Linked DNA regions of Homo sapiens: regions 2 and 3 are each linked to region 1. The links are chromatin loops, found by intact Hi-C in ENCODE. Cell type or tissue: dorsolateral prefrontal cortex. All regions are shown on one strand.

Region 1 (8,000 bases):
ATGAAGACAGAGATAACCCCTGGGAATTCCCAGAAGATGGTTTAGCACATAGTGTGTGCTCATAATAAACGTTGCTTGTTCCTCATTACCAGAATAGGGAATAAACGGTTATAGGCACAGAGGACTTAAGTCCTTACTCAAACTCAAACAATATTTGGTAGCCAAGTCGCGACTAAGATTCAACGCTTTTGCCTTTGCCCTCAGTGTGGATGCTAACCTAGGCTATTCTGTCTCCCTGCAGCCCACCCTGTGCTCAGTGGCAGCTGTGGTGGACAGTCTCTGATGTTCAAGTGCCTGAATGGCTCTGCTCTCTGTTTTAGGGCTTTCTCTAAAACTGCAGAAGTCACTCCATTTCCAGCAGGACAAACATGGAAGTGTGGGGTGGGAGGGGGTTCATATACTCCAGAGGCAAACACAACCTATGCAAGTCAGAAGTCAATACAAAAGGCCCTTCTGAGGTTCCCTTATATGATTAAGCCCCAGTTGCCTAGAGCAGTAACTGGCTTATTCTATACGTGTTACTGGCTTTTATCCCTTTCCTTGTCTTATTCCTCTCCACTACCTCCTTCTGCTTCCTGGGTCTCAGATAAACCATCTGCACCCAAGTCCTTATCTTAAGCTCTGCTTTGGGGAAACCCAACTAAGACACCATTTGTTTACTCTGTCTTATGTAAGGACCCTACATGGTTTTGCTTTTTGCCTCTATTCTTAGGACTGTGAATACCTTACCCAAAGAAGAACGTGTAATAAGTTTATTGAGAAGGAACTATGTGCCAGACAATGTGCAAAGGAAAAAAAGTTAATACAAGTCTAATGTAACAAAAAAAGCTTCTCCTCCCCCTCCCCCTCCCCCTCTTCCTCCTCCTCCTTCTCATCCTTCTTCTTCCTCTTCTTCTTCTTCTTGACAGAGCTTTGCTCTGTCTCCCAGGCTACAGAACAGTGGTGTGATCTCAGCTCACTGCAACCTCTGCCTCCCAGGTCCAAGTGATTCTTGTACCTCAGACTCTGAGTAGCTAAAATTACAGGCTGCTCCACCACACCTGTCTAATTTTTGTACGTTTTAATACAGACAGGATTTCACCATGTTGTCCAGGCTGGTCTTGAACTCCTGGCCTCAAGTAATCCACCACCCTCAGACTCCCAAAGTGCTGGGATTACAGGTGTGAGCCACCATGCCTAGCCAACTTTTCTTCTAATCGTGCTGGTGTGAGTTATATCTGTGGAAGGACAAATAAATCTACCTCTTCCTTCTTCATACAGAGAGTAAAGGGAATAGCCAACCAGGTCTGAGATTCTAATCATATTAAATAACAGACGGGATGTCATAGGCTCTGTGGCTGCTTTGCCGTGCCAGAGGACAAAGGTCCTGGGTTAGATGGTTTCTTCTAGAACAGAGCCCCTTAATGAGCCTTTGGAGATAAAGAGGTAGGTGCAGTGTTAAGGTGGGAGCTGAAGAGCTAAAAACACAAATGTTTAGGAAGAGGTTATAGGTGACTATAGGAAAGAAAAAGTTAGCAAGGTCTGGGAATGCAGCAAGGGAAAGACCCCAGGGGTGACATGTCCAGTGACAAATTTCCACAGGGAAATACCGAATGAGCCTTTAAGTACAGGTAGTGTCTTACTCTCTTTGTGTTGCCATAAAGGAATACCTGAGACTGGGTAATTTATAAAGAAAAGAACTTTATTTGGCTCACAGTCCTGCAGGCTGCACAAGAAGCATGGTGCCAGTGTCTGCATCTGGTGAGGACCTCAGTCTGCTTCCACTTATGGCAGAAGGCAAAGGAGAGCTGGGTGTGCGGAGATCACATCACATGGCCAGAGAGGAAGCAAAGCAGAGATGGGAGAAGGTGACAGGCTCTTTTTAATAACCAGCAATCACGGGAACTAACAGAGTGAGAACTCACTCACACCTTCCCCCTCCTGAAGGAGGACATTAGCCTATGCATGAGATATCTGCCCCCATGACCCAAACACCTTCCACCAGGCTCCAACTCCACCACTGGGGATCAAATTCTCACATGAGGTTTGGAGGGGCAGATGTTCAAACCATAGCAGGGAGGTTGGCTTGATTGATGTATTGTGCTGGGAGATAATTACCCTCTGCTGCCCCTAACCAGTTTTGGGCATGGGCCACACAATTGTCTTGTGTTAACCAACTCTTGATAGGGATGGATAATGAAATTCTCCACATTTCCTTCAACATGGGGCAGAAAAAGATACAGAAGAAACAGGAAATCAGAGAAGCTACTGGAAGAAAAGCAACTCCCCCACTAAAAATACCGAGGGATCCCTGGGTTTCATGTATAGAGGGGAGGGTGAACTTGAGCCAGAATTTTCTATAAGGTAAAGAGACTCAAAAAACTGAATTTTAGGGTCTGGGGAACACCAAATGATTGTATTACAAATTTGTTATCCCATTTAATTCTCAGTGAGGATGAAGAGGCTCAGGGGAATTAAAATGACTGGTCTGAGGTTTCAAAGGTGGAATTTGAACTCAGCTCTGACTTCAGAGCCTCACATTACAGGCATGCTCCAATTGGCTATGTTAGACCAGAAAATGATTCAGTTCTCACTCAGATATACCCATTCCATTTCAGACCAGGCTTTTTAAATCCCTGGTTTAAAATGGTTTTCACATGGGCTAAAAATATAAGATAAAGGACTTGAAGATTCATCAAATTTGTTCTTCCCTCTTTTACCCTCTAATCATCAGAGAAGAAATTAGTTCTTCCTTCCACATTTTATTCATCTTCAAAATCTTGAGTGGGTCACATACATGCACACACACACACACACACAGACATACACAGAGAATCTACCTGGGAAAGTGAAAACTGACGTTGTGTATACGCCACTGCATTTCTTTGCTGATCAAGTACAGAAGGAAATGTTTGGTTGGGTGCTTGAGACTTCTGTACAGGAACCAGGGATCAGGTTGTTGAAATGATACCCATTCTAGTATTTGAATTGTGTCAGAAAAGAACAACATGGCCTGTGGTCTTCCATGCATACATTCAGCACAATAAAAAAATCTCTTTAAGGTTTCCAACGATTTCATATCATGGTATAGGAGAAAGCATTCATTCATTCATTCAAGAAATACTGAGTTCCTTCTATGCGTCAGGCACTGTTATAGTCACTTGAGATCAAAGCAGACTAAAAAAATCATTTCTGCTCCTGTGAAGTAACAAAGAAAGACAGAAAATAAACAATAAGAATAAATAAGTGATACAGTGTGTTAAAAGGCGATAAATGCAATGAAAAGGGGAAAAACTAGCGTGACATAAAGGGGAATGGGAATGGGTAGGTTGTGAATTGCTGTTATAAATAGGGTAGGCTGACTACGACTCATTGAAAACGTGACAGTTGTGGCTCGAATATGGATAATACATGAACAAAACAATTAGAAAGCCTGGGGAATGTTTCTGATTCTGGCTTTTGGCATCCACATTCTGAGCTGGAAGCTTTGCCTGTCTCATGACTGTGTCTGTGAAATTCCACAGGGAGGCAGCATGTCCTAGTGATGACTGCAGCCTTGAGGGATTTCCAAGGTGACGGCTTTTGCTTCCAATTACAGAGGAGGGTCTAAGGAATCTGTCTTTGGACTGTTTGTAAAGGCACTTTCCCTTTCCTGATTTCAAGATGTTAGCTAGACGTGGCTGCATGGCTCTTTGTAACCATGACAGCAACACTTGCTTTCACATATTGAGGATTTAATACTATATGCCATATGTTAAACGCAATATCTTCTGTAACCTTCTTTTTTTTTTTTTTTTTTTTTTGAGACGGAGTCTCGCTCTGTCGCCCAGGCTGGAGTGCAGTGGCGGGATCTCGGCTCACTGCAAGCTCCGCCTCCCGGGTTCACGCCATTCTCCTGCCTCAGCCTCCCAAGTAGCTGGGACTACAGGCGCCCGCCACTACGCCCGGCTAATTTTTTTTTTTTTTGTATTTTTATTAGAGACGGGGTTTCACCGTTTTAGCCGGGATGGTCTCGATCTCCTGACCTCGTGATCCGCCCGCCTCGGCCTCCCAAAGTGCTGGGATTACAGGCGTGAGCCACCGCGCCCGGCCTTCTGTAAACTTCTTATAATTTCTGGGCTTGATCTTGTTATAATGTCACCATTTCTCAGATGAGAATTCAGAGGCTCAGAAGCACATCGCGAGAGAATGTGGGAACCAGGATTAGCCATAAAGTCTTTGGAAAATCTTTGGATGCTAAGTTGATAGAAGAAAGGAATCTTTTTAGATGGGTTTGTGAAACCTAGTTGTTTCAGATTGGATTCGGTTCAGTGAATTTGAAAGCTAGAAGCTTGAAGATCAGCAACAACAGGGTGATAGTAATAACCAGTTTCATTGAGCAATACCAAGTGCTGTGCTAAATGCTTCACATACGCCATGTCATTCAATCCTCAATCACAGTGCTGAACTGCTTCAGATGAGGAAAAGAAGTCACTGACTGTGTGCTCACTGCATGGCAGGCATTGTATACATTGCTATATCAATGTCTCTCCCAAAATCACTTCATTTGTCAATGTAAGATGTCATCATTATAAATATTCAAACAATACAAAATTATGTTAAGGGAAATAAAACAAAGTCAAAAATCTCTTTCCCTAATGTTAACCCCCGCCAACGTGAGAGTCTATATGTATTCTTCCCAAATTAAAAAAGTAATTATCTGTATCTGAAGCTATATCAATGTAACAGTTGAACATTGTGAATTTTTTAAAAATAGTGTAGTATAATATGAAAATTACATCTCTTTCAATCTCACTACCTAGAAATAATTTCTTATAGCATATTTTTTCTGGCAATAGCTACTATAACTTTAAACAATATATTTATGCTTTTTGTTCTTGATTTCTCAATTTTGAAACACAACTACTCACTCCTTGCTGGCTTGTTATTACCCAACAACCTCCGATTTTTGTTAACTCTATTTTTAATGTTTTTTCTACTGATTAATTTTGGGGCATTGAAGAGTCTATATAAATCCCTATTTTTGATATATAAAACTTAGAACATGCCAGTTAGCTTTTTAAAAAAACAAATAGATGAAATTAATGCACTTACATTTATGCCACCTCCTGTTGTTCAGCTTTCTCCTGACCACTCACCAGTCAGTTTCCCCAACTGGGAGTTAAATCATCCCCAATGTTAATTATGTCATAATCTCATCCCTTTGGCAACCTCTTAGGAAGCCAGAACCCACACCATTTCCAGAGCAGTGGAAGGAGCCAGAAACAATGGGTGTGTGACTGGTTGGCCTCAGGTGGTAAAAGTGTCTTACAGCATAAGAAGTTGCTGCAATGTTAGGCGGGGGCTGTGGCCACACATCTACTGTGTGTTTCTGAGATTGGTGAGGCCCAAAGAATCTGAGGCTATACGTTAGTTGTGTTAGTTGTATCCAATACGGTCTGGTTGGTCCTTTTGGTGCATTAATTTCTTGTTTCATACATGCGGTGTTACCAAGCTCTTTATTAAAATGTGTTAATCTTCTATTCCATTCCTTGAATGATTCTCTAAATGTTTCCTAGAGATTCAATTTTTCTGTTTATTATTTTAGTCCTTCTCGGATTGGATTTCCTCAGAAATGTTACTGGTTTATTTTAATAATTGTAGAATATTTACGATGACAACAACAAACACTTTAGGAATGCTTTCCACATATCAGAAACCGTTATAAGCAATTTTTAACATCAACTATTTTCATCAACCCAGGATCTTGGTCATACTTTTATTTTCATTTTACAGGGAAGGAAATGGAGGCCCAGAGGTTATCATAGAGTTGCTAAGTGTATAATCCAGGATTCATACCCCAGCCCTCTGACCGTAAAGCCTGAGCCCTTACCTACCACAAAACACATGGTGTTGTATCTCACTTGTGTTTAGGTTTTACTTTGAAGTGTTACAATAGTAGTGCAAAAGTCAGTAGTGCTTGTGGGAATAAGTTTTAGCTGTCCCCCATATCCATTTTTCTATTCTCCCACAGTAAGATATCTTTTAGCTAGGCATACGGCTGTCCTAAATAAAGATTCTGCATCAAAGCTTCCCTTGCAAATAAATAGGGGCATGTGATAAGTCCTGACCAATGGGATGTAAACTGTTGTATGGTTGCTTCAAGGGTCCTTCCCTAAGAGATAACTAAACTGCACCTGACGTGCCTTCTTTGTTCTCCCTTTCCTCTCTTGTTGAGAGGAGGGTGGCTTTGGACTATGAAGATGGGGGCCCCTCCCTAAGGGTGGTGGAATGGGGAGCTGAGGGGAGTCTTATTTCCCTGGGCACTGCTGGAATGGATCTTCCCTCCCAGAACTGAACCACTCCTACGGACTTTTGCTTGAACAAGGAATAAACTTTCTCTTGTTCAAGCTCTTGTTATTTGTGTACACTTTGTTACTATTGTTGTTACTTGCAGCCTAATATAATGTCAACTAATGTGGTTTTAAAAGGCTTGTTAAAAAAAAAAAAAAACAGCAGTTGTCAGGCCCATATCCTGTTCCTCAGCCATACACAACAGATTTTGCTGTTTCTTCCCACATTTGCATTCACATTTCTAAATGATATGCTTTTGCTGCTCTTTCTTAAGATTGGCAATATTGATTTTTTAATGGTTGATGAGGACTTTACTCTCTTAAATCTGTCCTTCCCCTTCACCCACCTAATTAGTATAGTTCCATCACAGTTTATTTAGTTAAATTAATATTCTTTATTTACATTGATATGATTAAGTAAATATTATTCACTAATGAGACAAATAGTTAATTTTGCTTACATTTCTTCTTCTTTGTTATCATTTTTCTTTTCAGACGTGTGAATTTTCTAAGCAATTGTGAAATTTTCCTTTAATCCTCCTATTAGATGGGTATTTTTATTTCCATTTTATAGGTGAAGACTTTGAAGCTTTTTGTTGTTGTTCCCACTCTAATGATAGTAGTGAACATATACTGGGTATGTGCATTCCACAACAAGTTTGATGCTTACTGAATGCTCAATCGTGCTTACTACTGTCCCCACTTTACAGAGCAGGAAATTAAGGCAGTAGAGCTTACAAGACTTACCCAAGGCCACAGAGTCAGGATTCAGACTCAGGTCTCTCTGACTCTGGAGCTCACATGCATCTTAACCCTCTTACTTGGACGTGGGGTGAAGGAGAAGAGAGGGACACAGTCACTATATTTAAAATTGGGAAGAGTGTGAGCATGAGCATACAGAATAGCTCAGACTAATCTGATCAGAAAGGCAGCTGTTATTAACTATTGCATGCTAGATAAATATCAGCCCAATCTCAACTAAGAACTCCTGACTTGGTCTGAGATGAAAACACAAGTTTTTGGTTTTTTGTTTGGTTTTGTTTTTTTGCTGCTGGACTGTAGATGAACCTGAACATTTTGCTTTGAAGTAAAAAAGCAAATAGAAGGTGCCTAAGGGCTTCCACTTTCCAGATAGAAAATTGAGCCTCCAGGGAGTTTAGCAACTTGCCTCCATTCCCACAGCTAAAACTGCCGGACGAGGATCTTTCCCAGGATCCTCAGTTTCCAGAATCCGGGTGTTTCTCCCTACACCAAGACATCTTTCATGGCTGTGCTCTCAAATTTATCACCTCTACTATCTATGGGACTTGGTGGGGATATTTTCCAAGAAAAAAATCCATGCATATATAATTAAAAAATAGAGATAATTCCATTTCCAGTCAATCTGGGAGATGACTTGGGCTTCTCATATTGACACTTCCTTAAAAGATATTTTGATACTTTGAGGGAGACAATAATAGGATCTTTAAAATTGGAGCTGTTCCACAAAATCTGGAGACCTGTCACCAAGATAGAGATATTGGATGTAACGAGATTAATAATGAGACAGTAATGAAGTAATGGCCTAACTCCTGCCTGTTGAGTCAGCGCCTGCCTGTGTGTAAATAAATAATGAATTACAGGAGTCACATTACCTGAGATTTACAGAACATCTCTCAGCTGTTTGAAAAAGCTGTCTCTCCCTGAGGA
Region 2 (8,000 bases), 160 kb after region 1:
GAAATATAATATTCCCACAGAAAAGTATACACATCTTACATGCACTGCCTGAGGAATTTTCACCAGATAGCTAGCACCCAATCTCTAAGATAGAGCATCACTAGCACCCTTGTGCCTCCTCCTAGTCAACCCCTCTTCTAAGTATAATCACTATCCTGACTTCTAACACCATGGATTAATCATGTCTGGGTTTTATTTAACTTCATACAAATGAAATCATACAGCATGTACTCTCATATCTGGATTCTTTCGCTTAACATTATGTATGTGAGATTTATCCCTTGTTTGTATGTAGCAGTAGTTCATTCTCATAGGATATTCCATTGTATGATTACATCACCATTTATCCATTCCACTGTTGATGGGAATTTGGTTTGCCTAGAGTTCTGCACTATTATGAGCAGTGTTGCAATGAACATTATTGCTATATGCTTTTTGGTGAACACACATATAAATTTATCTGGTTTGGGTTAAGAAATGGAATTACTAGGTTATGAGGCATGCACATGTTCAGCTTTTGGTAGATACTGCAAACCATTTTCCAAAAGTCTTTCTGTGAATTTACACCTTCAGGAGCAGCATCTGAGTGTGCCATTTGCTCTGTTCTTCACCAACATTTGGTAATACATCTCCCTTTCATTTTACTGAAGAATACGTAGTGTTTTTTTGATAGGGATGGTGAGTGCATGAAGAGTAGTACTCCAGGCAAGAGAACACCCCAAGCAAGAGTGTACAGCTAGAGTTAGAGAATAAGTTGTTTATATTGGTTTGAATCATTACAATAGATAAGTCCAGAAGGATAAGTTGGTGCTTGATTGCTAGTCTAAATAAAACATTAAAAAAAAATTCATTCATTGTATAGTGATGAACCATTAATTTTGTGACCATAGTTGCCTGAAAACAGCAAAATCGTGCTTTAGGAAGTGTTATCTAGTAGTAGGTGTATAATATTTTGGGGGAAGTTGTCAGAACAACCTAGTAGTCCAGGCCAGAGTTTCACCATGTCAGAATATCTGTGAGAACAGAGATGGTGGTTGATAGATAAGATGTGATAAGCATCTGTTCGGTAGAGGGTTAAGGGGAAGGAAGAGTAAGAGATACCTCTGACCCTGGTGGTACCTTAGCCAATTATGCCAAAATTCACTATTATCCTTCTTAATGTCTTTAAAGAGTAGTTTATACTTGCCGTATCCATTTCTTTACTTCCCTATATGGCTTATTTTTTAACTTTTTCATTACTAACAATATTCAATATTATTATTATTAAATATATCATACATATAGAAAGCAATACCTGTCCGTTTAGTAAAGACCAATAAAATGAATAACCATGTGCCCACCATCCATCTTAAAAAATAGAACCCTCTGGAAGCCTCATCTTTGAGGCATTCTCCTCTTTACTCCCTACCTAGTTAACCATCATCCTTTTTGTTCTAATCACTCCTTTGCTTTTCATTACACTTTTAGAATCGTTGACTACATCACTAAACTATGCTTTGAACTTTAAATAAATGGGGTCATAAGGCAAGATTCTATGTGACTTCTTTTTTCATTCCACATCTGTCTTGATTTTATCCATGTAAAGGCATATCACTCATGTTTACTGATGTGTAGTGATGCATTGTGTTAATATTATTCCTCAGTTTATTGATCTCTTTCGTCTTTTTTTTTTTTTTTTTGACAAAGTCTCACTCTGTCGCCCAGGCTGGAGTGCAGTGGTGTGATCTCAGCTCACTGCAACCTTCGCCTCCCATGTTCAAGTGACTCTCCTGCCAGTAGCTGGGATTACAGGTGCACGCCACCACGCCTGGCTAATTTTTGTATTTTTAGTAGAGACAGAGTTTCACCGTATTGGTCAGGCTGGTCTCGAACTCCTGACCTCGTGATCCTCCCGCCTCAGCCTCCCAAAGTGCTGGGATTACAGGCGTGAGCCACCGAGCCCAGCTGATCACTTCCCTCTTAATCATTAATCCCTGGACCCACTGACCCTAATATTGTGGCATATGTGATAGACTGAAGTAAATCATGTATTGTGTCCCATAGACTTAAAACTTTTTGTTAATAATTTAATGTTTACAATGAGGTGGAACTACAGTTGTCCTTGGTATCCTTGGGGGATTGGTTTCAGGACTCCTTTGGATACCAAAATCCATGGGTGCTCAAGTGTCTGATTTAAAATGGTGTAGTATTTTCATATATCTTATGTACATCCTTACATATACTTTAAATCACCTGCAGATTAGTTCTAATACCTGGTACAACATAAATGCCATGTAAGTAGTTGTTATACTATATTGAGTTTTTATTTGTGTTATTTTTTATTGTTGCATTGTTTTTATTTGTTTGCTTTTTAATATTATTGATCCATGGTTGGCAGAATGTGTGGATGTGGAGCTTATGGATACAGAGGGGCTGACTGTATTTTGTCTTCTGTATGAAAGAGGTGCTTATTGTACAATAGAGTTTTCCAATCTGGGCAATATTGACCTTTGCAGCCAGATATTCTTTCTTGTGAAGGCCATACTGTGCATTGTAGGATGTTTAACAGCATCCCTGGCCTCTACTCACTAGATGCCAGTAGCACTTGTTTCTCTGTTTGCAAAAACCAAAAATGTCTCTAGACCTGTCAAATGTCCCATGGGGACAAAATTGTCCCTTGTTGAGGATTACTCCTCTAAAGTATTAAAATTCAGTGAAAAGGCAGTGAGTTACCATGACTGACTGGAGAGAATCACAGAAGTTACCTTCCTCTTAGTACTTCCCTGCTGCCCCATCCCAGCCCTAGGTTGGTGACTGTGAACAGTGGTATTTTTCTTTTGTCTTTTGGTAGTTGACTTTTACTGGTCCTGGAGACCAGCCCCCTCATGTTGTAAGCATGTTATCAGTTTTACCCCCCGCCCCCCAGGGACTACTTTTCTGCTCTCATGGTCTACATTCTGCCTACGTGTGACTCTCTTTGCCCTAAACCCCTCCTAATCCAGAGGCAGTCTTTATAAGTCCAAGGGAGATGATCATGCTCATTGCATTGCATTTAAAAATTGCTTCCATTTCCCATAAGCAAAAAAAAAAAAAAAAAAACACTTAAAGAAAAAAAAGTACATATCTTTTTGAAATTGTCAGTTTAAAAATCTATAATAATAAATACATGTTAATAAAGAAGTTAAATACCAATGAGTTACAAGATTTATATATTTGAAATACACATTTTATAGTATTATTGATACTTTGATATTAATTTAAGCTTAAGAGTTATAGAAAATGCTAAAATGATAGGGCCTTTTGACCTCTGAAATGAAAATTTAAAACATTTAAAGTATATTTAGTTAGCACACAGCTCTCCCGTAACTTTGTGTAATGATTTTTTTTTTCAAGTACAACACAAAACCTGCTCACGAATCCCAAAGCATTATAAAGCTGGCTCCATCTAGTGTATGAAGTACTATATAGCTAATACTGGGGGAAAAATTGTACTAGGAATCTCTTTTGGTACTTCATTATGAAATTAGATAACAACCAAAACAAAAATGGACTGTAAGCTAAATTTATGTTCCAGGAGATAACACAGGCCAGAGTGACCTTCACAGCATTAGAGGAGAGGTCTTTATATATCGAAGCATCAACCTGTAGCATGCCTGACATTTTGTTCTGACAGCCTTGATTTTTTTTGTTTTGTTTTGTTTTCCCCTGGGCTAGAGGTCTTATTTACAGGCACTATCAACAAACGCAGCATGTAACTTCCATGGTGATATTCTCAGTCCTACTTGGCCAGCTTCCCACTTTTTCTGTATGGAATCATATCTGAGAGTCATGCTCATTTCCCACAGTTAGTGAGAGATTGGGGCTGGGCTCACTTACTGTGATTTCAGAACCCTACATGGTTTTCTTTATCAGACTGAAATTCTTTGTAGCTATTAGCCTCTCACCACAATAGAGTGGGCCACTCTATCGGGGCTGTGTTTAATCTCGTTTCCACTGAAAGTTTCTAGCACATTCTTTATATCTCTCAATCAATGTTTCCTAAATTTTAGCTATTCTCATGCTAACTTCATTACTTTTGCTTGCAAAAACCACATGGAACTTTAAATATTACATGTTTTAAAGGAAATGTTATCATACATGGAAGCCACGAATGGAAATAGGTATTAAAATCAATATAATGAAATTGAAAGAAAATTGTTAGATTCTTGCTAGGTATATTGTCTGGACCGGCAGGTGTCTGAGGTCTGACCTGTATTGTGAACAAAGGGCAAGTGTTGAGAGATTGAAGACATATTAGCATCAAACAGAGACTTTCCTTAGATGGAAGAAATTTGAAAGGGCCCTTCTCACTGTGTGATTCCATGCTTAGTTAATGTGAAGTCTGTACATCTCTATTTGAGATCATCTTGTATCCCACACTTTGGGAACTTTTGCTCAAGATTTACCATGTTTCTCAAAGGAAGCCTATCATTCTCCCCCAAATTTCCAAAGACCTTGTTTCCCCTAGAAAGCCTTTTTGAAAAATTATTTCCTTTTTTGAGAACTTTCTTCTTCTATTAAGAAGTATAAATTGTGTTGATATGTTGGGTTACTTTTTTTTTCTTCCTTGTAATCTCATATTTTCTTAGTCTCTTTTCTAACTAGATTAAATTATTTGAGGACAAACATTGTTTCTTTCTAGTAAATGCCATTAATTGAATTCATGCTTGGTATAATATTCAGGGAAGTCTGCTTCATTCTCTGTTTTTTTGTGTGTGTTTTTTGTTCTGTTTTGTTTTTGTTTTTTTTAAGTCAGATCATCGTTAGAGGTGGCCAAGAGAAGCCATTATGGTCAATTAATTAATCATTTAACCTATTGGTGAATAGTTATTGAGTGCCTTCTCTGTGTCTGGAATTGTATGTGGTGAAAGAATGAAGTAGTGACCTAAACAGACATGGTTCATGCCTTTATGGAATTCAGAATCTAGTGTGGGGTACAGACAAGTAAAGAGGCAACTCCAGTGCAAGGTTCTAATTTTAGAATTAGTTTGCTTTTGTGTTCATTGGGTAGATTACAAAAACTTGGAACAGAGAACCATAGAGAGGAAAGTGTGGGCTCTGGAGTTTCAAACTCCAGACCTGTGGCACATTAACCTCTTGATTTTGCACAGGATACTCATATCTCAATCCCTGCCCCCCCCAGTTTCTTTCTTTAAATAAAAAAGATTTGTTTAATAATAAACATGGGGTATGATATGCAAATATGAGATACAGTTATCAGTGTGACAATATGATAAACAATTCTCCATGTCTCTTCTCTCCTCCTTCCTCTTTTTTCACATAAGGCAGAGACGTGATCTCATGGTTTTTTTTTTTCAAATTTTCATGTTTCTTTCCCAACACGCTAATAAATGAAAATGCAGTGATCTAGATCAAGTATAGGAACTAAACATGTTTGTTAATGGGAATATCATTGTAGATGGTGTTTAAAGGTTGCAAATGCATTCAATTTTCACATTGTCTGTTTAAATTAATAAATAATTTGAGCATTCAGCATTACCCCAGAACATTTTTCTCTTAATAATCATGATATATCAGTTATGCATCTTAAGCCTATTGAACAGTGCCTGGGACATAGGAGGTGCTCAATAAATATTTGTTTAGTGGATGAATGGATTTTAATAATTTTGACTCTTCCTTCTTTTATTCATGATTTTGTTAACATCTTTTAAAAATGAACCAATATTGTTTGATATTAGGAGCAAGATAAGCTTAAATTATGGTTTATATTATTCTCTATATCTGTATTACCAGCCTTACCTGTTATATCTGGCAGGTAATTAATATGTAGTAAATGTTAAGGGGAGAATTTAGTAGTTTTTTTAGGCATTATTTTTTTAAGAACACATGACAATATTTTAAGTAAGGATTTAATTTGTCTTTTATATTATTTCATGGTAATATTCATTGGAATTACAGACTATTAATTTAAAATATTGGTTATTTGAATATTTTACTATCAACATTAATATACACTTTGATTATAGGTAAGACTCCCTAGAGTGTCAATTAGATGCAGAAAGCTAATGTGCATTGAGTTTATTATGATTGATTAGAGTTTATTATGATTAATCAACAGACAGGAAGGATTTTTGTGCAAATATTATTTTTCTCATTTTAAATCCTGTTTGCTCAGCATAACTGTAACAGGATGTCATTAGTATGAGAGTAAGTTTTGAGATGCTTTAAAAGTTTGAGAAATTTGACTGTTAGCAAAAATTTAACATAAGGTGATTTATTTAGCATAAAGAGGTTTGATTTTTTATAGTTTTACTTATTTAAATACACGACTTCCTGTGTGACTCCTGGGTATGTTTACATAGAAAAAATATAAACAAAAATTATGATTGACACACTGAATCAGAGCAGAAGGTTTCCTGGACTAGAATTTGGTTTGTAGCTAAGACAACCACTGAAAAGACAGAGTTTGTTGTCTACTATCAGAAGTTACAGATACCATCAATATTTAGTCTTTAGTTATGCACTATGAATATATTATTCACAGATTTATCTATACCTTTCCTGAACTTACATGTATTTTGAATCTGGACTACCTCTTAAGATATCAAAATTCAAAACTACCTTAAGCATTGTCTCCAAATAATAACTTTTATTTGCCCTAGAATTTAAAGTTCTTTGAGGCTCTAAGGGCTGACTTTTCATTACCTAACAATGTTTTGAAATAGAGTCCTCGCTCCTTGTGTCACCTTGATTGAGTGCTATTTTTCTTGTACCATGTTAAGTACTTTTCATACTTTATCTCATTCAATCATAGTATTAATCTATGAAATAGGTAGTATTAATATTCCCATCTTATAGATGCAGATCTTGAGACTCATAAGTCGAATGCCTTACCCAGAGTAAAACTAGGATACGAAGGGTGGTGTGTGTGTCTGCATTGAATCACCACACTATCCTGTCTCCAGTTGGAAAAATGGTGCCATGTTTATATCCATAGGAGTGACACATTTATTAAATAGCAGACCTCTCAGAAGTTTGCTTCCCACAGGTTGAAACCACTGCCCTGGATCCTTACCACATCTTATACAAATTGGAGGTTTTGCACACCAGTGACTTCCATACCACCTTCCACAATGGCATCGTTGTCTGCAAGAAACAGTGTCTCTCTACCTTCTGCTCACTCTTTGGAATACAAACATTTAATTTATATGAATAGACTATAAAATCTAGATGGCAGAATATCCCTGTCTTCTTTATCTCAGTCCCTTCTTCTGGCTCCTCCTTGGACCAGAATGGATTTAGATGGTCCATGGAACTGCTGATGTCCTGGGATCTCCTAATGAGATGGAATCAAGGGAAGGGTGGGTTCATCTCAGCGGCTGTGAGCTTAGCCAAGGTGGTCCATGGAGGCCACTTCTACAGCTGAATTGCATGTTGCTTTAAAATATTATAATACCTTGACTCCTGCTTGGAAGAAGAAAGAAACTGATGTTGTAGATGAAGATGATGGTGATGCACTCTCCTGTTTCAATCCACAACACCCCTAAAAGATAGGCAGAGACATTCATATTCTTATTGTCCTTCAATATTTCATAACTTAAAAAAAGTTACTAACAGTAAAATATATGTCCACATTTTTCTTTTTAAATGAGTAAAGAGTTAACCCATAAATTGAGATAAAAACACCATGATTTTCAGGTGCTGATGTGGAGATTTTATTTATTGTAAAGTCATCTTGTGAATAACTTTGTCCCCCACACTGATGACGGCCTTATCTTTTCCTGTTTACTTACCTTGATAAGATAGTAAATTGCATTTTTACTAAATTTCTCATTTAAAAATATTATCAAAGCAGCATAATCTCATCAGTGTGTTCTCTCCAACTTTGTGTTGTCTCACCTACTCTGTTTATATTCTAGATTGTAGTTTTCTTATTGCAAATACTGGTTGCCATTTATAGATAACAAAGAAAAGCCTCTACATAACCTTTAATGCAGGAACAAGTATTTATTTTGAGATGA
Region 3 (8,000 bases), 260 kb after region 1:
TTCATTCCATCTACATTAGCGTTGAGGCCTTGTTCCTTCATTATCTCGTTGTTCCGAAAGTATATTAAAGATTAATTTAGCATTTATGGATATGCCTAATAGGTGGCCAGCACCAGGCAAGGTGCTGTGGATGCGAAGGTGACTAAGGTGTGCTTCCTGTTCTCACGGGGGTTACCAGTCTAGAAGGGGGAGACTCTTTTAGCCCTTGAGGGGAGAAGGACAATTCAGGAGCAGAGAGGCCATCTCAAGGGAATTTCCAGATAAGAAAGATCCTCTGGGCAGAGTTGAATTAACTCCCAGACAGGAGAGGAGTCCCCTGCAGCCACCCTTAGAAGTCACTGACTTTATCCCGGCATCCACTTCTCTTCTTTATCCCCATACTGGAAAGGCTAAATGTGGCTCCATTAGAGTCTTTCAACAAATCTATTTCAGCATTTTGCCATTAGGGGAAAGACAATGTAACTTCAACATTAGGAGCACAGACTCTGAACCAGACATCTGAATACATACTCTTGACGGAGTGATTCAACCTCTCTGCTTGTGTTTCCTTGTCTGTAAAATGGGGATCATAATAGCATCTACTGCAATAGAATTAATGGGAGAATTATAAGAGGTAGCCCACAAAAAGCATTTAGAACAGTTGGGCCCTGATAAGCTCTCACTAAAAGTAAGTTACTAGCTCTTATTCTTGATGAACTTGGGTTTTAGTTGTCAAAATTAAGTAACAAAGCTACTGCAACCTATTAACATTTTAATTTTTTCCCACAGTAAAGTTTAATGTTCTTCGTGTTAGGCATTTTTTTCTTTTATTTGATTATTTGAAATGCTTTATTTCAAGTTAACTACTTAGGAAAAAATAAAGTGGAAGGAACACTTAGAGAGGAAACTGTCCTAAGGGAATTGAAGTCTAGAAATAACTATTCTGAGAGCACAAGGGCCCTCTTGTACTATCACAAACAAAGAATAAAAGTCCCAGTTTACTTGTGTTAACAGTGCTCAATTGATATTCAGAAAAGGGGACCATCCAGAGAGAAAAAATAATAACGTTTTACAATTATCATTTACTTGGAAAAATATTCATTTTGGTGGAGCACAACATTGAAGAACTCAATTCAGACCAGTATGGGGGCATAGACCCAGGCGCATCTTCCTTCAATTTGTTTGTCCGGATTAGACTGTGGCTTTCATCTGTCCATGGTGCAGTTTGTGCTCTGGAAGTGAAATCTTGTCATTTAGGTAAATGGCCTGGATAAAAATCCCACAAAGATGTGAAATATACATGTTAATAGAAGAAGTCTCTTCCTTTTTCTTAGCTCTAAAGGTGTTATTTTGACCTAATTATGATGTTAACTGTATTTATCGGGAAAGTTTTCTAATGCAGAAGAACCAACTACAGAATCCTTTCTTTAAAATGCATGGCTAGGAGACACATTTTAAATTATTTCCATCAACCTTCCTTTTAGTAGCTTCAGCAAATAAGAGCGGTTGATAGAAAGAACATACACCACCATTTAGGACACAGTTTCTCAAATGTGGAACTGTTGACATTTGGGATGGATAAGTCTTTGTGGTGGGAGACTGTCCTGTGCATTTTAGGATGCTTAACAGCATCCCTGGCCTTCACCCACTGGATGCCAGCAGCAAATCCCCTGCAGGTGCATCAACTGAAAATACCTCCAGATATTGATCCGGGGAAACAAAATCAGCTCTAGTGTGGAATGCCTGACTTGGAATAATGACTGGTCACCTCAGCCTTGCAGATTCCCTGATTTCTGTTCCTAGATTTGCATTGCAGTCTGGTAAAAAATTGTCTAATCGTTGACAATGTACTTAGTAATTAACATAGCAAGTGGTTTTGTTGATCAAGTGAAAATTAGCTCACCTGTCAAAACTGTAAAGTGGGAATCCAGTACTCCCTAGAAAATTAGAATACTGTATTGTTAATCATAGCAGTTACCACTTATTGATCACTGAAGTAGCAGGCACTGTTTCACCTACTTTATCTCTATTAAATCTTATAAGACCCCTGTGAGAAGAATGTTGTCACTTTTCAATTGGAGACACTAAGCCTCAGAGAACTTGCTTAATATCACATAGCAAGTTCGTAAAGAGGCAGGATTTTAATCCGGATCTCTGACTCCTAAGCACAGGCTATAAAGTTCTGCACCATTAATCGGTAAATTGGAGTATCCACATTCGGCTAGTAAGCGGCAGGGTTTTTATTTCCTCAGGTCTAATTGGAGATGAATTGAAAGTTTGCAGTTTCTAACTGGTTAATATCAGCATGTTGATACTCTCCCCACCCCCAGTTCTGCTGTTAACATGGGACGTGAGCCTCCGACCAAAAACCTCCATTAGGCAATGGCAAAAATCTTGGCTTTTCTTTCTGTAAAAAGCAGTAAGATGCCATACACAAAGTGCCATTTTAATTCTGTGCTTGGCCCAAAGTAGGCACCCAAAAAATGAGATGACCCCCAGCAAAATATTCTGCCATGCTTTCTGCTTCCCACTCCTAATCAGCAAGTATGGGAAAAGCAGCCGAAGCAGGAAATCTTTCAGAGAAGTAGATAGAGGGCTATAAGCTTTTTCAACTGGAAGTAATGATGTCTGATCTCAGTAGAGTGCCCAATGAGGCATCTTGCTATAGGGATTTTAATTCATTTCCCTTTTTGATGTGCACTGTCGTCAATCCATGCTAATCACAGCAGTACTTTCTGTAGTTTTTCATGCATCTCAATCCATTTCTCACTAGGTATCCCCCACGTTGCTCTTTGTCTCCCCCACCCTGTCCATCTCGCTGTCTATGGCAGAAAGCATTCTCTCTCTCAGTCATGTACATATCTCTTCTTTAGAATATAGTTAGAAAATATGTTCTTGTCCAGAAGAAGCTTAGAATTAGATATCTGTTCAACATAGGTCTATCAATGACTTGGAGATGTGTATCAGTTGCTATTATTTATCCCTAACAAATCATCATAATAACACAGTGAGTTTTGCATACAATTTGCCTATGAAAACCATATGTGTGATTTACCTTTCTAGAGCAAGTGGAATAATTTTTCTTTTAGCTTATTGCTTTGAATTTTCAAGTCACATTCTTGGTTTGTTAAAACCTCAACGTTTTCCCAAAATCCAAAATTCTCAAAAGATAGGGGAATAAAGCTTTGGAATCCAAGGAGTTACCAGACATCATGGCAGCTGTATAAGTTTAGTCTTTCTGGTACTTTACAGGGCTGTTTTGAAACATGTGAGTGCCTTTCACTTTGCGTTAAATTGGACAAGAATAAAACTAAACACACACAGAGCAAGGTTGACCCTGAGAAGGTAACCTATTTCAACTAAAACCACTTAGTGAAATGACAGCTAATAATCAAAGTCACTTTTTATCAATTCCTTAGTTAGAGGGCCTTGAAATACCATACAAGGGCATTTTAAATGACCACGATGTCTATTTTTGTGCCTGTGTATGGGGGTATGTGTATTAGGTTTTATGCATATACTATAAACGCTGCTTTCAAAAAGGAGCAAAAGAGGGAGTTGTATTCTGCTGGTCTGTCTGTCCTCCCTGCCTACCCCAATTCTGTTCGAGCCAGTGTCTGATTCACCCATCAAGAAGTATCTTATTCCATGTCCATTGCCTCCCACCCAAATCTCTTTAGCTAGGGGTTTAATTCATAGAGTATATGTTTAGAGGCTATCACAGAAATAGATGCAATGGTTATCAATGAGGGGAAGCACATTCGACTTGTATTTTGTGGTATATTTTCATCTGTATGTTAGTGGTCATTGGAGAGGATGCAAGGTACTCTGTTGAATACAGTTTTTACTAGATACTTCTCAGTCACTAAACACTTTAATCACACCTAAATGCTTTCTGAATGTACTTTTCTCAGATGTAGAATACAATTCCATGTGTAATCAAGAAATGGGAGGGCTAAACGACTTAAAGTCTTACCCAGTAATCATGGTTATAGAAATTGTTTGAATCAATCTAGTAATGGTACGTGTCTGCAGTGGAAGGAGTGAGGTCAGTCAACGATTTCTCCATAGTTACTATTTCAAACTGTATTTCAGGGCATGGGAAGGGAGATCAACTTGGGCCTTTTCTACAAAAACAGGCCTATAAACTGCTGCAACCAGCTAGTTACCAAGAAATGCACATACACAACCAAAGGAGGACTCGCTGCTTTAAAACAGCCCATTCAGAACTAGAGGAAAAACTCTGACGCTAGCTTGGGGAAGGCTAAATATTTCTTTTACTTTTTTTTTTTATTATTATTCTCTTGAAAGTGTAAATTTTTGCTCTCTTTTAAAGTCTGTGGGCTCCCTCTTGTGGCTTTGTGGAAAATTTCAATTTCAAGGAAACGCTTTTTCTCTCTAGCAATAAGGAAATCATTTCCAATTAAAAAAAAAAAAACTTTCATTGCTTTTCCTTGTAAAAGAAAAAGTGAGAAGAAGAGGTGGATACGAGAAGGAAGGAACAAAATTAACTTTAATGGAAAGTCCTATTTGGTGAAAAGGTCATTTTATATACAATCCTGTTTTACAATAATAGCCAACATTTCCTGAACACCCACTGTTTGCTACTAGTTGTACTAGATAATGCATTCACCACATTATTCATTGCCTCCATGCTCAAAATAAACTGACTGGCTAGTTAGAGTAGTCATTTTATGGGTGTGAGACTGTACTTTCCTGCCTCAAAGGGAACTGGTTGAGGAGATCCTGTACCTCTCTTTTAATACCTGTGAATGAAAAAGTAAACATCTCATATTTTCCTATTTTAAAAATGATTTTTTGTATCAAATAATTTTTCTTAAATAAATCCTAGAGTAGGATATAGGTTTTATCTGAAAAAACATGGGAATTGTTCAACAGTTAATTTCTGTTACTGTTTGTCTCTCTCTAGTTGCCTGTCTCGGGAAACTTGATTGATCTTTATGGAAACCAAGGTCTGCCCCCACCAGGCCTCACCATCAGCAACTCCTGTCCAGCCAACCTTCCCAACATAAAAAGGGAGCTCACAGGTAAACACCTAGTAAATGTGCCTCTTACTGCAGATTTCTGTCCATTTCCTGATAAGACAAAGTTATTGATATAGTGATGTGCAAACTATATCCAACTCATGGACGTAACTTTTATAGGTCTCTGCAGTGGTTAAAACATTATGCAATATTTTAAGACGGAGAATTTATACTTGAAAATTCTGTTTTTTTTCAAGGAGATCCTTGAAAATCTCCTGAGATACTGGGAATCGGGGCCACCATTACTGCATGTCACCAATCACTGTGTGTGTGGTGAAGGTCCCCTTTGTGTTGGGGATAGTAGGCAACTCTTTCAGCTGTAACTGTCTCCACCCTACCTGATATGTATGTTTCTAACAAGCCCCTAGAGGCATTTGCATTTGAGAACCCAGATCTGAATTTTCCTTTGACACACATTCAAGCCCACAATTGGGATAGCATAAGAATATATTTCTCACATCTTCAGATGCCTCCTGTTGTCTTTTGCTGTATTGTGTGCAAAAGATTTATTACACAGAGGGGAAAAAATTATAAAATGGAGCAATGGATATTATTTGTTCTTGAGGCAAGTGTGAAATTACTTATTTCTCTACTTTGCTTAATGCTTTAGGGAAGGCATTTATTTGGTCATTAAAACATGGCGGAAACTATATTAGAACTGGCATTCTACCATGGTGAATTTTATGGCCCTTACCACACCCCTCTTTTTATTATTTGATCCTTGCATCCTGCAGGATTGGATGAACAGACTGAGAATATGGAATATGGATTTGGTACAGAGAATTCCTGTTCCAGTCAAGGATGTCTTAAAAAAATTTTTTTTAGAAAATAAGCAGGAGAAAGATGTTTTTTAAAAACCATGGATTTGAGTGAAAAGAGTAATTAATAAGTAAAAACCATCCAAAACCAAAACACAAGTAGCTACCCTACCAAAAAGGAAAATTACTGCAAGACAACAACAACAACAAAAGCAAGAATCGTCGGGCAGGCACAGTAGCTCACGCCTGTAATCTCAGCACTTTGGGAAGCTGAGGCAGGCAGATTGCTTGAGCTCAGGAGTTCCAGGCTGCAATGAGCTGTGATCACACCACTGCACTCCAGCCTGGGCAAGAGGAATGAGTCCTGTCTCAAAACAAAGCAAAACAAAACAAAACAACAACAACAACAACAACTTAAGAATCATTGAAGTGGAGGGTATGTAAGTCATGCTTCTGTGTGAGGAAAAAAAAACTAGAAAATGATTTGAACTGACCATCACAACTGAAAGAATTCAACTTCTGAGTTATATATATATATATATATATATATATATGCACACACATACACACACACACATAGATATGCATATATATGCATATATACATGGATGTATGCATATAGATATGCATATATACATGGATGTATGCATATAGATATGCATATATACATATATAACACCCATATAATAAATATATATGGTGTGTATATATATATATATATATATGCTTCAGTGGCTATAAGTTATGCTAAAAAGATTTCTATTTTGAGATAAAATTCTAAATTATGGTAGTGTAATGCTTCAGCTATCACTTCTGAAAAGGAAATAACAGAGCTTTCTGGATCCCCAGATTGGTCAAGTAACATGTTTTGTTTTGTTTTTAATTCTGTTTTGTTTTGTTTTGTTCTCTGTAAGGCAAAAAGTAATCTCTTATCCCAGAGATGTCACAAGAGTTGCTATGCAAATAGAGCTTTCCAATTGCAGTTGCCACCAAATGCCTCTATTCCTATTTTGTTTTTATAGACTCAAGCTAGTAAATAGTGGTTCCTAAGTTATTAGATGATTTCATTACAGCAGGTTTTAACAGAATCTGGCACCAACTTCTGAAAAAATGAGTTCATTCTATGAAGTAGTGAACTAGTTAGAAGAGACAGAGATCCAATTTGGCAGCTTTTTTTTTTTTTTTTTTTTTTGAGACAGGGTCTCTCTGTGTCTCCTGAGCTGGTGTGCAGTGGTGTGATCACGGCTCACTACAACCTCGACCTCCTGGGCTCAAGTGATCCTCCCACCTCAGCCTCCCGTAGCTGGGACTGCAAGCATGCACCACCATGCTGGACTTATTTTTTTTTATTTTTTGTAAAGACCAAGGCTGATCTTGAACTCCTGGGCTCAAGTGATCTTTCCACTTCCACTTCCCAAAGTGCTGGAATTACAGGTGCAAGCAACCATGCTGGGCCACTACTCAGTTTTTATATCAGCACGTTACACAGGCATCAAAAAAGGATTGAAAGCTTCTATGGCCTGAAAAGAAAATATATCAGACCCCTGATAATAGAGTATCAACAGCAAATTGACATAGTTTTCTAATTATCGATTTCTTTCTTGCTAGTATCTGTATATGTTTACAGTGTGCTATATATAATTTTTACCAGGGTTTTTTTTTACCATTTTGTGGAAGCCCAGTTTTTACATATTGTATATATGATATATATATTGCTTTTGAAAACATGCAAGCTTTTTAAAAAGATATCATTTTTAAAAAAACGTATTTTTACTTAGAGTCAAGTCAAATAAGCTTCTGTATGTTTGGGAAATGAGATATTTTGTAGTTTACATTTTGTGCAACTTCAAACAGTTCCAACTTCTAATGACTTCATTCACGTGCACAGCGTGTATTTTTCCCACAGAGTCTGAAGCAAGAGCACTGGCCAAAGAGAGGCAGAAAAAGGACAATCACAACCTGAGTAAGTTGGTTTTATTTATGTTCATGACATTTGATATTAATGTTCCCCATATATCAAAAATGTTTCCAGAAATTCTGTAGAGGAGAGTTGATTCCTACAGCTGTTAAAATTCTCTCTTATGGAAGAAAATTGTATTTGACAGAAACCAAGGTATATATTTTCCCCATATTTTATCTCAGATCAAATTGAATTTTGTATATATACTTATTTTCAGTTTCTGAAGAGTTTTTATTTTTCTTGTTTCTAGTAGTGGTT

Evidence for each region. Peaks named below come from ENCODE experiments on the same cell type or tissue, not always from the same donor. Only the 100,000 strongest peaks of a DNase experiment are listed, where the experiment ranks them.
Region 2: a loop joins it to region 1, with 8 times the contacts of the local background. A loop is called at or near these places in 62 of 110 quality-filtered maps.
Region 3: it touches region 1 in a loop (8-fold over the local background); 88 of 110 quality-filtered maps call a loop at or near these places.

What each region holds. Positions count from the first base shown.
Region 1 is chr3:69,687,759-69,695,758 of GRCh38, forward strand. No RefSeq gene overlaps it. Among named protein-coding and RNA genes, the nearest start is that of MITF, 48 kb to the right of the region's middle. In dorsolateral prefrontal cortex, a CTCF peak has its summit at 3,506; a DNase peak (open chromatin) is centred at 3,513; H3K4me3 peaks cover 559 bases; H3K27ac peaks cover 528 bases.
Region 2 is chr3:69,852,202-69,860,201 of GRCh38, forward strand. The region is part of intron 1 of MITF (melanocyte inducing transcription factor); the gene reads left to right. Among named protein-coding and RNA genes, the nearest start is that of MITF, 120 kb to the left of the region's middle. In dorsolateral prefrontal cortex, a CTCF peak has its summit at 3,423 (motif pointing left); no DNase peak of the experiment used is centred here; H3K4me3 peaks cover 644 bases; H3K27ac peaks cover 611 bases.
Region 3 is chr3:69,944,142-69,952,141 of GRCh38, forward strand. MITF (melanocyte inducing transcription factor) reads left to right here. Exons shown (of 10, transcript NM_001354604.2): 6 at 4,910-5,027; 7 at 7,671-7,745. Among named protein-coding and RNA genes, the nearest start is that of SAMMSON, 52 kb to the right of the region's middle. In dorsolateral prefrontal cortex, CTCF peaks have their summits at 4,325 (motif pointing left) and 4,526; no DNase peak of the experiment used is centred here; H3K4me3 peaks cover 586 bases; H3K27ac peaks cover 5,304 bases.